Regions from separate parts of the Mus musculus genome. Here region 2 is linked to region 1. Evidence: chromatin contacts called from ENCODE Hi-C or POLR2A ChIA-PET data. All regions are on one chromosome and are shown on one strand. Each heading gives the region's core, a stretch centred on a gene start or an enhancer-like site at or near the end of the contact. The rest is flanking DNA. Distances are from core to core; before and after follow the strand shown. Region 1 holds the start of Zfp354c (zinc finger protein 354C). Region 2 holds the start of Zfp354b (zinc finger protein 354B).

Evidence for each region. Hi-C counts contacts between places; a loop is a spot of excess contacts on that map. ChIA-PET counts read pairs that join two places held with the same protein, here RNA polymerase II (POLR2A).
Region 2: a map of gastrocnemius shows a loop between it and region 1 (5-fold over the local background). The contact joins the promoter of Zfp354b here to the promoter of Zfp354c in region 1. A Hi-C loop is called at or near these places in 10 of 37 maps with a recorded cell type or tissue (gastrocnemius, heart and left cerebral cortex). POLR2A ChIA-PET finds 5 or more read pairs at or near these places in 1 of 5 experiments (Patski).

What each region holds. Positions count from the first base shown.
Region 1 is chr11:50,824,712-50,831,733 of GRCm38, forward strand. It overlaps Zfp354c (zinc finger protein 354C), which reads right to left and starts at 3,020. Exons shown (of 5, transcript NM_013922.4): 1 at 2,868-3,020; 2 at 1,715-1,799. The coding sequence starts at 1,747. It also overlaps a transcript of Zfp879 not described here.
Region 2 is chr11:50,927,633-50,934,654 of GRCm38, forward strand. Zfp354b (zinc finger protein 354B) reads right to left here and starts at 4,003. Exons shown (of 5, transcript NM_013744.3): 1 at 3,873-4,003; 2 at 3,269-3,353; 3 at 1,745-1,871; 4 at 932-1,027. The coding sequence starts at 3,301.

The DNA of each region.
Region 1 (7,022 bases), core at 1,770-4,269:
GCCTGAACTTTACAAACTACTGTGTCCTTCCCTTAAAAGTTAATCCAGGAGCTGGGGAGATGGTTCAGTGGTAAAGAGCACTGGCTGCTCTTTCAGAGGATCCAGTTTCAATTCGCAGCACCTACAGTGTCTCACAACCATATATAACTCCAGTTCCAGGGGAATATGGCAAACTCTTCTGGCCTTCACGGGCAACTGGCAACATGGTGCACAGACATACATGCAGGCAAAACATCCATACACATAAAAAAAATAATTGTTTTTCCAAAAGAATTAAAGAGGTAATTAAGCTGGGCCTGTCAATCACCTGGCCAGAGTTTGCCTCTATCCACCTTCTCACCGCCAAACTCTGGTTCACTTGAAGACAGGCTAAAGACAAGGAGGAGTGATTATCCCTTAATGAAATAATGTGCTCGGCCTTCCCAGAAGCCTTTGGGCAGTGCCACCTTGGAGCTTGCCCAACTTTCAGTTATTCCAAAAACTGTAACTTTTCTTTTTATTTATCTTTTTTTCTTTTTGGCCAAAATCCTAAACATGGTTTCCTTGGCATTCTGGGGTTTCTCACCCATTCTCAAAAGCTACTTCCCCCACCACACAACTGTCTGCTGTGGGATGTAGTACCTGTCAATAATAAATCTGACGGCTTATGGCTTAGGCAGGACATAGGAAGTGTAACATCTGGGAGGAGAGAGTTCTGGGACAGTGCCAGGTGAGAGATCCACTTGGAAAGATGTGAGGAGACAGACACATGGTACCTGAGCACAGGTAACCAGCCAGGTGGCAGAACGTAGGTTAAAATAATTGGGTTATTTTAGTTATGATCTATTCAGAGCAGAGCCTAGCTACATGGCCAAGGTATGTGTAACTATATTTTGAGTCTCAGTCTTACTTCTGAGAGCATGGGTCTGGGAGGAAGAACCAGGCCTAACATGTACAGTTTGCCCATCAGGAGCCTGCTGATCTCCGTTGCTGAACCTGCCTTTCTTGTTCCTATCTCACTCCTCCTGGCAGCTGCCAAGACTTACTGCTTGCCTGAACTGTTATTTTTCTCAGCCTCTAATAACATTTTCTTCAAGCTTCTGAGTACATGTCTAGGTTCTTTTATTAATGAAGTTAAGAACCCAAAAGAAAGGGCCAAATTTCCCTGGCAACTGAAGGCCACAGAAGATATTTTAAATTATGTTTTATGTCTGTATGGATGTGGTACCTGTTGATAATAAATAATAATAATAATAAATAAAATATAATATAATAAATAACATAAAATAAAAAATAGAAATAATTTAAAAAATAAATAATAAATAAGCCTTTGGTTTAGGCAGGAAATTAGGAAATGGGACATGAGGGAGAAGAGAGAATTCTGGGATTGAGCCAGAGGAGAGATCCAATGGTAGGGAGACCTTCACAGCTCTGTCTTTGGCTAACACAATGGGGTAGGCACTCCATCTGAAGGACTCCCTGTATAAAAAAAGAAAGCACCTGGGAGGTCTTATGAGGTGGTGGCTATCATCTGTGCTGGGCCTGGCAGAATCCTTTGATAAGTGTGAGGAGGGAGGCTTTTGTATCTTTTCTTTGCAGGTCAGCTTCAAACTGGAGTTTGCATACCCCTGTTAAATGCTAATTTTGCAAGGGAAAAAATTGGCAGGGGCAGAAAATGGAAACACATCCACATCTGAGTCAGAAAGCAATTTATGCAAAGACAAGCTTCACTTACTGTGCCTCGGGCAGCCAGCAAATCCACAGCCATTTCCCTTCTTAGTTTTTCTGCCAAAGGAGAGCCGAGTGCTGACCAAATATGCCTGGGAAGAAAAAAAAAAAAAAGGTGTAGTAAGGAATTCTGGTACAAAGGGAAGGCTTGGAGCCAGGAGGGTAAAGCCACCCACAAAGGGGTCTGGAGAAGTGGCTGTGTGATTAAAAGCACTTCCCTTGTTCGCAAAGAAGTTTGATTATCAGCACCCACATTGGGCTATCCACAGCTACTTGTAACTACAGGGGATCCAACATCCTCTCTGGCTTCCTTAGGTACTGTGTGCTCATGGGCACAGACACACAAACAGACACAAACATACACACATGAAAATAAATTAAGTTTTAAAACCCACCCATAATGGTACCAAATGACAGGAACACTGACAAAGCCAACCTGCCAAAACTACATCCCTTCTGTATATTAATCACTCTTCTTCTTTCTTACACTGATCCCTCCACACCCACCTACAGACCCTTTAGCACCTTGTACAAGATTCGTGGCAATGTCAAAAGGTTGGGCAGGACTGATTTAAAGTACAAAGGATAATGTGTCCAAGCTCTCTGCAAATGCTGTGTCTGTCTACCGCAAGAACTTAAGTGTTGGCTGTTTGGGAATTCCTGGAACCAGTCCTCTGTGCAGCAGAGGTGGGGCTGTGCTGTCGACGTGGCTGAGGTGGACAGCCAGGAGGTTCACAGCCTGCCCAAAGTGACAAGACAGCAAGCATCACAAATGGGAAGGAAATTCTGCTTTCAGTCTAAGGCTCCGATCAAGACTCAGAGAACTCTCGGGCCACAATGTGCCTTGGTTTCTTCTTCTGCACCATAGGCACAATGAAGGGCCAAGGGGCCTGTAACTTGCTATTAGATGCGCTAATTCATTAAGTTAGATTAGACTGCTAGGTATCGGCTGTTGATTTTATGATCTGCATAGCTAAGATGCTACAGAAGATGCACAGGCCTCTGGATCCGCAGTTTGGTCCCAGCCACGCTTCGTGGAGGGCCAAACCCGCAGAAAGATCCCCGAGCCTGAGGCCGCAGAGCAGTCGCCAGGCCGCGCCGGGCTCGCCGGGAAGCCCACCGCCCGCTACGCCCCGGTCGCCCCTCTTCACCCCACTCACGGACGCCGGCGCTCGCTCCCACCACTCTCAGCACGAGCAGTCTCGAGGATGTCGGCCCCAGACGCTCTCTCCTAGCACAGTCAGGATCACCTCCACCAGGAGCCCCCCAAAACGCCGCGAGCAGCCCCGCCACCGGGAGAAGCCCCAGAGAACTACTACTCCCGGCATGCCTGAGGTCTTTTCTGACTACACCTCCCAGAAGGCACCGGGGCCAGGCGCGTTCTGAAAGCTGAGTCGGGTCGTGTTGCACTGCAAATCCAGCAAGCCTGTCCCTGCTCTCTCAGTCAGTCCCTCAGACTTGTTTGCTAGGAGGGTGAAGTGATGTGACAGGACAAAAGTGGAATTTAGGGTTTAGGAGCGAGGTACCCATAGGTACCAGGCCAGCCTGACTGACTACATGTGGACAGCCAGGACTACATAGCGAGACTAAAACCAAAAAAAGTAAAACAAAACAAAACTCTAGGAGAACCCTAGCCCACATCACTAATCATTGTAGTTTATTTTTTTTACATTTTTTATTAGGTATTTAGCTCATTTACATTTCCAATGCTATACCAAAAGTCCCCCATACCCACCCACCCCCACTCCCCTACCCACCCACTCCCCCTTTTTGGCCCTGGCGTTCCCCCGTACTGGGGCATATAAAGTTTGCGTGTCCAATGGGCCTCTCTTTCCAGTGATGGCCAACTAGGCCATCTTTTGATACATATGCAGCTAGAGTCAAGAGCTCCGGGGTACTGGTTAGTTCATAATGTTGTTCCACATATAGGGTTGCAGATCCCTTTAGCTCCTTGGGTACTTTCTCTAGCTCCTCCATTGGGAGCCCTGTGATCCATCCATTATCTGACTGTGAGCATCCACTTCTGTGTTTGCTAGGCCCCGGCATAGTCTCACAAGAGACAGCTACATCTGGGTCCTTTCGATAAAATCTTGCTAGTATATGCAATGGTGTCAGCGTTTGGATGCTGATTATGGGGTGGATCCCTGGATATGGCAGTCTCTACATGGTCCATCCTTTCATCTCAGCTCCAAACTTTGTCTTTGTAACTCCTTCCATGGGTGTTTTGTTCCCAATTCTAAGGGGGGGCATAGTGTCCACGCCCCAACTGGTAAGAAGGACACATGCTCCACTATGTTCATAGCAGCCTTATTTATAATAGCCAGAAGCTGGAAAGAACCCAGATGCCCCTCAACAGAGGAATGGATACAGAAAATGTGGTACATCTACACAATGGAGTACTACTCAGCTATTAAAAAGAATGAATTTATGAAATTCCTAGCCAAATGGATGGACCTGGAGGGCATCATCCTGAGTGAGGTAACACATTCATAAAGGAACTCACACAATATGTACTCACTGATAAGTGGATATTAGCCCCAAACCTAGGATACCCAAGATATAAGATACAATTTGCTAAACACATTGTAGTTTATTTTTACTGTATACAATACACAGAAAACAATGTGACATGGGCCTTGATGTGCATCCCAGGATGGCTTCAGAAAGCAGGAGGATTAAAAAATAAAAGTAATTGATTGAATGCCTTTTGATTTTTTTTTTTTAAATCCAGCTAGCTGCTGAATCCTAAAATCAATTTCCATTTGGTTGGGACAGCAATGGACCTTCAGAGATCCTGCCTACCTCTAACCTCTAGGGTTTCGTTGTTTTGTTTTGTTTGTTTGTTTAAAAGAAAAACATAACCTTAACTCTCTCAAGTTTATATTTCTGATCTGGGAAGTCAGCCTAAAGAACAACAAAAACTCAGCAGTGAAGGTGTTTAAATAGCCCTTCATTGCTAAACCGAGGCTCTCTCAGAAGCCACAGTCTGTTGAGTGAAAAAAAAATCCCAGTTTCAGGTATGTGTTGCCTCTATCAGTATCACTGGCCATAGAGGCCCTCTTACCCTACAAAAGCAATTGTTTCTGGTTTTGTTGTTGTTTTTGTTTGTTTCCAGAACTAAATGAGAGTTCCTGTTGCTGGAGATGTCACGTTCTTTCGTTGCAGGAGCATGGAGAATTCAGGCTTGGCCTGAGCTGGAAGATATCTCCATGTGCTAGCTCATTGTCAAAGTGCTCAAAAGCAGCTGTGCAGGCTCCTGGGGTAGAGCCGATGCCAATATTCTTGTTCAGCTACGAACATAGTATGGGTACAGCCAGGATTGTCCATTTTCATTTAAAGCCTGTTTCACTGGAGAAAACTTCTATTTTCCAGGGCAAAACCTGTGGCTGGGGAGATCCTAGTCCCCAGTAAGGGAAACTACTGCTGTTATTTTGTTTAATAGGTACTACATACCTTCGAACCATTTGAGATTATGGGAATAGAAAACCGCAGCTATTAACATTGGTTGTGGGAGAAAACTTTTTTTTTAAGTGTGTATACTCTCATATGAGTTTAGATGTCCATGAAAGCCAAAAGCTTTCATGCCCTGGAGCTGAAGTTACAGCAAGTTAGAAATCACCCAACATGAGTGCTGGGAATTGAACCAGGGCCTTTCGCAAGAGTGGTACTATAACCTGACTTTTGGCTTCTTTGTGCGTTCTTTTTTTCTCTTACCTTCCCCACCCTTATCCCCTCCAAACCCCCAACACTAGGTAGGAGAGAAAGGATAGAGGGAGAGGGGGTGATGATGTCATTAGACTACTTCCTGCTGATGAGGACCTTTGAACTCCTTGGGGGCAATTTTGATCTTTGTAGTCAGGATATCGCCAACCAGAAACCAGCAATGCAAACAGCAGGAGAGGGGTGAGCTGCCACATCTCTCTCAGGGGCTCTTGTATTTATATACTCTCTTAAGAGTCCTCAGAATTCCAACCGCCATACACTTGCAGAAACTATCTGCAGCTGGAAGAATCATGTACCCTGCCAGAGCATGAGGCAAATCATGTCAGCTGCTGTGGACAGTCTGAAGCAGCCCCACACCTGGGATTAAAAAAAAAAAAAAACATATTCCCAAAACAGTACTATGTTTTAAAAGAAACAAAAATTCTCACTATGTAGAGAACTGTTTTAACCATGGGATTGCAATTTCTCCTGACCTGGGAAACACCCCTCCCCAGTGGGAGGTAGTTGTGGGTCACAGTTTGTCATGGCACTAAGAATACTGAATGTTGCTGTGGTATACTGAGCCTCAAGCCATGAATGGAAGACAACAATCAGACAGACATCTGTATGGCTCTAAGGCACAGGGAAGGTTGCAGAAGAGAAGAGTGGAGAGGGTGCTGTTATGTGCTTTGAGCTTACCTGGAATGGGAACAGGGAAAAAAGAGGCTCTCGCGGCTCAGGAAGCTCTAGAAATGTCATAGGCTTAAGAAGCTGACTCGAGAAGTCTATATAAACAGAGCACATCTGCTACAGGGAGCACCGTGCTACACTGTGAAGTAATTTCTCATTTCTAACAAACTGTGTGTGTGTGTGTGTGTGTGTGTGAGCGTGTGTGTGTGTGTGTCAGTGTGTGTGAGAGTGTGTGTGTGTTGTGTGTGAGTATGTGTGCATGTGTGTGTGTGTGAATGAGCGTGTGTGTGTAAGCGTGTGTGTGTGTGAGTGTGTGTGTGTGTGTGTGTGTGTGTGTGTGTGTGTGTGTGTGTGTAAAAATAAAATCTGAAATGCATTTGTCCAAGGAACCTCACCTCACAATTTAATACAGCAAAGGCAATTGCTCTCTGAGAAAAGCAAGTGGAGACGGCAGGCATTTTGTGCCTTAGAGTGCCTTTGGGTCTGAACCAGAGGTGGTAAATTGTGGGAAGACAATTCAAGAAATAATACACCTACATACTCAGGGTGGTTTTCTTCTCAGCTTAGTGAATTTGTTGGGCTGACCTTCCTCAAATTGTATTGAGGCGTGTCTCTGTGTTTTCAACTGTTAATTTTGTACAGGCAGACAACTAAGTGCTGGCAGGATTTTGGTATTGTCATTTTTATGCCCATCACTAGAATTCTACATTGTAAATGTTTGCCCTTCCTAGCCTGCCTAAAACAACTTAAAAAATTGGTTGTGTTAAAGATCTAATGGCCAATAGCTGGGGCTAACACAGGGGAGGCAAGAAGGGAGAGATTCAGAAGTGGACACGGAAAAGAACAGAGACTGGAGAGAGATGGGGGCAAAGAACTAGGCTTGTGGCCAGTCTCAGGCTAGTACATTTGAGTTAAGTTTAAGC
Region 2 (7,022 bases), core at 2,753-5,252, 100 kb after region 1:
TGGCTTCCCTTGTTGTCCCCACTAAAATATCCAGGATCATAAAATTCTCCTTAAACTTCTTAGCTATCCCTGTTATCTACAGGCTAAAGCTCTTAGCACAGTACCAAAATCTAGTGAGGCCATCCAAGCTCATTTCCTTTGTCTCGATTTCATATATATATATATATATTCTGTGCAGCTAGAAAAAAAATTACTTCCAATATACCCTTAAATATGCTGACTTCTTGTACATGAAAGGCAGCTCTCCTCAGAAACAAAAGGGACCATAGACAGGAGGGGAAGCTAGGGGCTGGGAGCCTGGGATTTTCCTTTCCCATCATTCCATGAGGATCAGGTACCTGAAGAGGTCTCTTGTTGAGGGACAGTCCAGTCTAAGGCTTTCTGGAGACCCTGATGTATGGAAAAGGAACACAGTCCCTTATCTGAAGTGCTTGGCAGAGCCGGTAACGGCCTGGGGTCCGGGCTTTGGCAGAGCATCAGCTTCAGATATGGAGAAGCCAGTTCTTCTAACCCCAAGGGGGCTGTGGTTCTCAGCCCCAAGGTCGCTGTGCACTCAATCTGTGACCTTCTTAAGATACCCTGCATTCCCCTTGTGCAAATTGCTCAATTAGCTTCCCGCTGACTCCATCTCACTGTGTCATAGCTGTCTGCTCCCTCTGTCCCATTTTCCCCACAGACGGTACACATAAGATGCCGTATTTCCTAATAAACTTGCTTGGAATAAGACATTCCTGACCCCAGCCTTCCTATCTCCTTTATCTTCTCATCCCTTGGTCCTCCCCCTAGGATTCCTGTCATCCCTTGGTCCTCCCCCTAGGATTCCTGTCACTGAAAAGCAACTTGCTGGCACAGCTCGGTCTCCAGGCACCGAGGCTACCCCTCTGTTCTTATTTTGCAGCGATTCTGGGGTATTTCAGGCCCACCCACTTACCAAGAGGGGAGCATCCATGACTTTCTTTCTCTGATTTCCAGGGTTCTTCTCCTTGTTGCAACACGGAGATCATCTTTGGTTTGGTAAATGGGAATCCTAATCGCAAACAAAAGTAGCAATAACACTAAAAAGACTTGGTCTTGTTTTAAAGTGGACAAGCATTAGATGCGCGGGGGAACCCAGCTACACTTCTACTGGGTACTTAAGCTGTTCATTGTCACGTGACAGGATGTGTCAGGCAGAGGCCAAGTGGCTCACAGGAGAGAACTGGGAGAACTAATTGCACATTATGGAAATTCTATAAACGGGCAGCTTTAGCATTCTAGAAAAGGGCTGTCGGGTGTGCAGATAGAATAAATACAGACAGTAACTGTGAAGAGGATTACGTGTCAAGAAGACTGTTTAAAGTGAAGAAACCATTTGATTTCTTTTCTAGAATAGTGTGCACAGCATTTGACTGGAAAAAGAAGTGGGAAAGGCAGGAAACAGGAGAGGGGGGCTGAGGGAAGACTTTGTTTACAGGCAACACAGAATAAATGTAACATGAATACTGCTGCGTCAACACTGGAGGAATTTCTACTGTCAAGTTGCAGACAGCGGGGAACAGTATGAGTATCAACCCCCTATGTTCTCCTATTTGGGGCATTTAGACACCTGGAAGTGGAAAAAAAGTTTCAATGTTTACTAGAGATCTGGTTTGTGCAGCCGGACAGCAAACCTCAGCTAGAGTGTTTTAATGACCACAGTCTTCATTCGGGGAAGAAGGCACTGAGGTCTCGATTGTGAGTCTCTGCCCACAGGGCACTCTCTTACCCAGCGAGGCCAGGTTGCTGTAGTTCTCCAGCATCACCTCACGGTACAGGCTTCTCTGAGAGGGAACCAGCTTCTTCCACTCATCCCGGGTAAAGAGCACGGCCACGTCTTCAAACGTCACCGACACCTGTGAGGGAAAGCCGTTCCATCTCAGCAGCCTCATACAGCACGAGGGAGGTGACAGTGTGGAAGGTGGACAGGCCATCGTGAAATGATGTCACTGAGGGTTCTGAAGAGGCTAGGTCATCTACCATTTAGTCATCAATTCAACCGGTGACAGACACGCAAACAACAGCAGTGAGTCAGATCCTGGCTTTCTGTACAGGGATTATGGCCAATAGCGCAAGTACATCATGGTAATTAGAAGTTCTTCTGGCAAAAGGTCTCTTGGGTTCTTGGTTTTTGAGACAATCTATGAAGCTCTGAGTGGCCTGGAACTTGGTATGGTGGACCAGACTAGCCCCAACCTCACAGAGATCTACCTGCCTCTGCCTCCCTGGTACTGGGATTAAAACCCTGCACCACCATGTCCAGCAAGATTCCTTACTCTGCGTTTTCACATGCATGCAGTGCCTGTAGGAAAAATAACTTACTATGGAGAGAATACAAACGATAATCTTTGCCTTAAAGACTTTCCGATCTAATCAGCACACAGGCATGTGTAGAAATCATTTCAACAATGTAAAAAAAAAAAAAAAAAAAAAAGCTGTGTAGCTGGTCTGGTAAGACCCACACACCATCTCCTGCTTCGGTCCTCACTCCAGAACAAGAATCCTACAAGGGGATGCTGTTATTTTTATTTTATTGGTAAGGGAACTGAGACACAGAAGTTAGACTTACTGATTTAAGGCCCACAGATGGTAACAGAGGGGGTAGGGTAAAAATCAACGGTCTTGAGCCTCCCACTGTGCTTTCTAATTTTCTGTCAAATATCCCAGGAAACCCTCTTCATGGCTTCTTGATAAGTCGTCTCCTTGCTCTCAGAGTGAGGCTCCTGACACTGTGTCCCCTGCAGTATGGCTTTCCCCTGTCCACGCAGCAGCTCACCTCGATGGGGGCAGCTCTATATTCCCGCTCCTCCAAATGGCAGGTCAAGAGTAGTTGTTTTCACAAGAATGGTACAATCCAAACCTAGGATCTACAGAGTATAGGAGGGGAACCACGGGATGGAGGAGCGCCGCAAGCATTCTTAAGGGCAAAAAGAAATAGATGGGCAATCCAGGTGAGGGCTGAGAAAAATAAACATGAGGGAAGCAGACCAGAAAGGACTTCCGCCAGCTGTGTCCCTAGTGATAACGGACATCTGCATGTCGCTGTCAATGTAGTAAGCACAACAGACCGGGATCAGCTAACAGCAACGCAATATACTGTGAGCGAGCGTGCAGTGTGCTTCCTAGACAACCAGCTCCTCCAAGAGCACCAAGTCCTGGTGAAGGGTCTACTGGGCGGAGAGCCTCAGTCTGGAAGGAAAACCAAAACCATATAAAATACTCCTGCCATGAACTGAGACGGCAATGCGCTCACCTGAGACTTCCCTTCCCTTTGCTCTGGAGCCATGCTCACTTTCTGGGCTTTTCTCAAAGATGGGTACAGTGTCCAAAAATGCGATCTGAGGGAAGAAGAAAGAAAGATTGCTTCGCACCCCTCAGAAGCCGCATCTCCGAATGCGTTCCACCAGCTGAGCCTGGCGCTTCTGCTTCCAGAACGGAAAGCGGGAGCTGGGGGCGGGCGGCAGAGAATTGACAGGTCACCACTCTTCTGGTCTCTAGATTTTCAGAAACAAGACTCAGGCGACACTGGACTCCATGTCACCGAGGAGACTCACTATGCCTCCGCGAGTCAGGCATCACCCTATGCTGTTCACCCCAGCTCAGTTGGCAGTGCCAACCCCCTTCAGATCAGAGTGCACTGAGGCCAGAGTGCAGCCACAGTGGGAACACAAACGTTTTTCACCCGTTTAGATCTGACCACGGGCCCACTCCACGTGCAGCCCACCCAACTGCTCTGCTGCTGTCAAGGGATCAATTTCCACATCCCCAGAGAAAACTCCAGAAAGGGGACCAGTGACTCATGGCGGCCCACGCTGAAGTCGCCACAGGCCTCCGTGTCCTCCAGCCTGGCCGCTCACCTCCCCCCTGCTCCCGCCACGCCTCATGAAGGCTCGCAGCTGCCACGCTTGGAGACTCAGACTGGGGAGCTAGATCAGGGCAGAGAATCGAGCCACAGACACCCGGCGGCCTGATAGATCTCACAGGGGGCGGGGCTGGAGGGGGGAATAATGAGGATAGCTGATGCAGAGGCCTCTGGGAAATGTAGTTTACCTCGGGACTCAAGGATTCTGGGATATAAAGTTGACCGCTTTGGTGCGCAGCTGCGGTGGAGAGCCCCCCCTCCCCAAACTCCCAAAAGGCCCCGGGTCACTAGCTCTGTGAAGTCTTAGATGTGGTATGCATTTTAATTCCATTTGTGTGGATGGGGTAAGGCCAGCCCACAGCGGCCAGAAACAGACTGGCAGTTACGTATTAACATCATGTTGTAAGCCTTTTGAAATAAATCAAAGAACAAAAGGGACCTCACTTGGTAAGCAGTGGTTTTTAGTAGGATAAAGTGTAGACAGTGAGCTGTGGAAATAATTATATATTGATTTAGACTCAGAGGGTGTTACAGGAAAATGCAAAAGAAAGGCTAGCTGAAACCTGGCACTCTGGGATTTAAAATAAAAATGAATGAATAAATGAATACATGAATGAATGAATGAATGAATGGAAAATGATAGATGAAGACGCCTGATATTAACCTCTGGTCTGAGTACAATGTACAACACACACACACACACACACACACACACACACACACACTCCAAAGCATAGAAAATATGATTGTGGAAGCCATAGTATGCCAGTGTGACACACAATACAGTACATCCCTCTGTCCACATATCTTCATTTGCAAATGTTTGTTGTAATGAGTCATTGATCTGGTTCAAGATCTCTGGCTTCTATGACACCATCAATATTGGACCCTCACTGAGACTCCTCCCAATTATCCTGTTGTCACCCTGTGTGTTAAAGATCCTGTAACAGCTTTGGATCGGCAGGACTGGCCCTTTCATGTGCCCCAACAATTCACACATGATACAGATTTTAGGAAGGGACAACCAGAGCCCTGGATCTGGGCCTGGGTGGCAGCTGAGTTGATGAGCTCAATGGCTGCCCCTTATCTGAATCACCAGGGTAAACTCTCCAGTACTGTTCAGCAAGGCCACCCAATGCCACAGTCAGCAGAAGGCAGAATCACCTCTCCTACTCCCATGCCTTTGGGTCAGCTCACCAGCACCTTTGTCATCAGGGCATCTTCACTGAGTTGCCCAGATGAGCTGTAGGGCCTGCTCTCCAGAGTGCTGCAGTCAGTGACAGGGCAGGACCGGCTCTCCTACTCTCATGCCCTCCAGGTGCTACCTCAGATGGTAAGGGACAGGGTGGGGGAGGGTACCACCACCCCTCCCCCGTCACCCAGGCCATTGCTGAGCCTTATCTCTTACAGGATAAGGTGTTCACAGGGGCCAGAGTTAAAAGGATACAATGAAAAAGGGAGGAACAGAGGCAAGGATACATATTGAATGGAATTGCAAGCAGTTCACATCAGATCTAAGAAACACAAAGTTACTCTTAATTACAAATAGAAACATTATTTAACAAGGACTTAACTAGGGACAAACAGAAACTTACTAACTAGGATTTAACACAAGACAAACATAAACTTCTTAATAACTATGAGAAGCCTTGCCCTGTAAAGACTTAACACAGGACAACCAGGAACTTCTTGACTGTCTTAACTGCAAACAGAACTCACAGTTCTGCAAGGTGTAGTTTCTGTTTCTGCCTCCCATTACCTTCTGAGATACTTGTTCTTGTTTTGGTCTCATGGCACTGGCGTGAATGAGTAGTCTTAGCTCCTACTCTCTGTAGCTACCGTTAACCCAATACTGTAAGCATTCATTACAGTGACAGGAATTTCCTAATTCTCCTGCGGCAGAACTGTCTTCCTGATGAGCCCCTTTCTCGGCTTATAAAATGCTGGTGTTGCTCAAGACTAATTCCTGGGGTCTTCTCATCACTAAGACTAATTCATGGGGTCTTCTCATCACAAGACTAATTCCTGGGGTCTTCTCATCACTAAGACTAATTCCTGGGGTCTTCTCATCACTGACTCTTGAGTTCTCCCTATTATTATTTTAATTGCCTTCGATTCTCCAATATTCTCCCAGTTTTCTTCTGAGTTCTGGTAATCCTCCAGATGTGCCCTCTGAACTCTGTCATCCAGGTTTCTTTTCTTTTTTTCTTTCTTTTCTTTTTCTTTTTTTCTTTTTTTTTTCGAGACAGGGTTCTCTGTTGTAGCCCTGGCTGTCCTGGAACTCACTCTGTAGACCAGGCTGGCCTCGAACTCAGAAATCCACCTGCCTCTGCCTCCCAAGTGCTGGGATTAAAGGCGTGCACCACCACTGCCCGGCAACTTCTGCTTTCTTTAAAAAGTCAGCTATGTCAAAAGGTATTTTCCTGGGTTGGTGAGATGGCTCAGTGAGTAAGAGCACCCGACTGCTCTTCCGAAGGTCCAGAGTTCAAATCCCAGCAACCACATGGTGGCTCACAACCATCCGTAACGAGATCTGACTCCCTCTTCTGGAGTGTCTAAAGACAGCTACAGTGTACTTACATATAATCAATAAATAAATCTTTAAAAAAAAGGTATTTTCCTGAAGCAGATACAAGTAAAAGAATGTTTTGCTAAAACAGATGCATGAAGGAATGTTTCACTAAAGTGGACACAGGTGAAAGGAAGTTTTACGCCGGGCATGGTGGCACACACCTTTAATCCCAGCACTCGGGAGGCAGAGACAGGTGGATTTCTGAGTTCAAGGCCAGCCTGGTCTACAAAGTGAGTTCCAGGATAGCCAGGGCTATACAGAGAAACCCTGTCTCGAAAAAAAAACACAAAAAAAACAAACAAACAAACAAAAAAAACGAACAAAAAAAAGGAAAGGAAGTTTTACTAAAGCAAACATGTAAAAAGATACCTGATGAAAGATTCTTCACTAACCACACACAAATATTGGTTCACCTTACACTGCATAGCTGAGCTCCATTTATAATGACAACATAGAGAAAAGCACACCAAAAGACTTTTGGTGATGTTCTGGCGGCATCTTGCTGTTTCCACGGACTCAGGCCGATTGACAGAATGATGTTAGCTGGTACAGGCTCATGCAGAGTTTTACTGA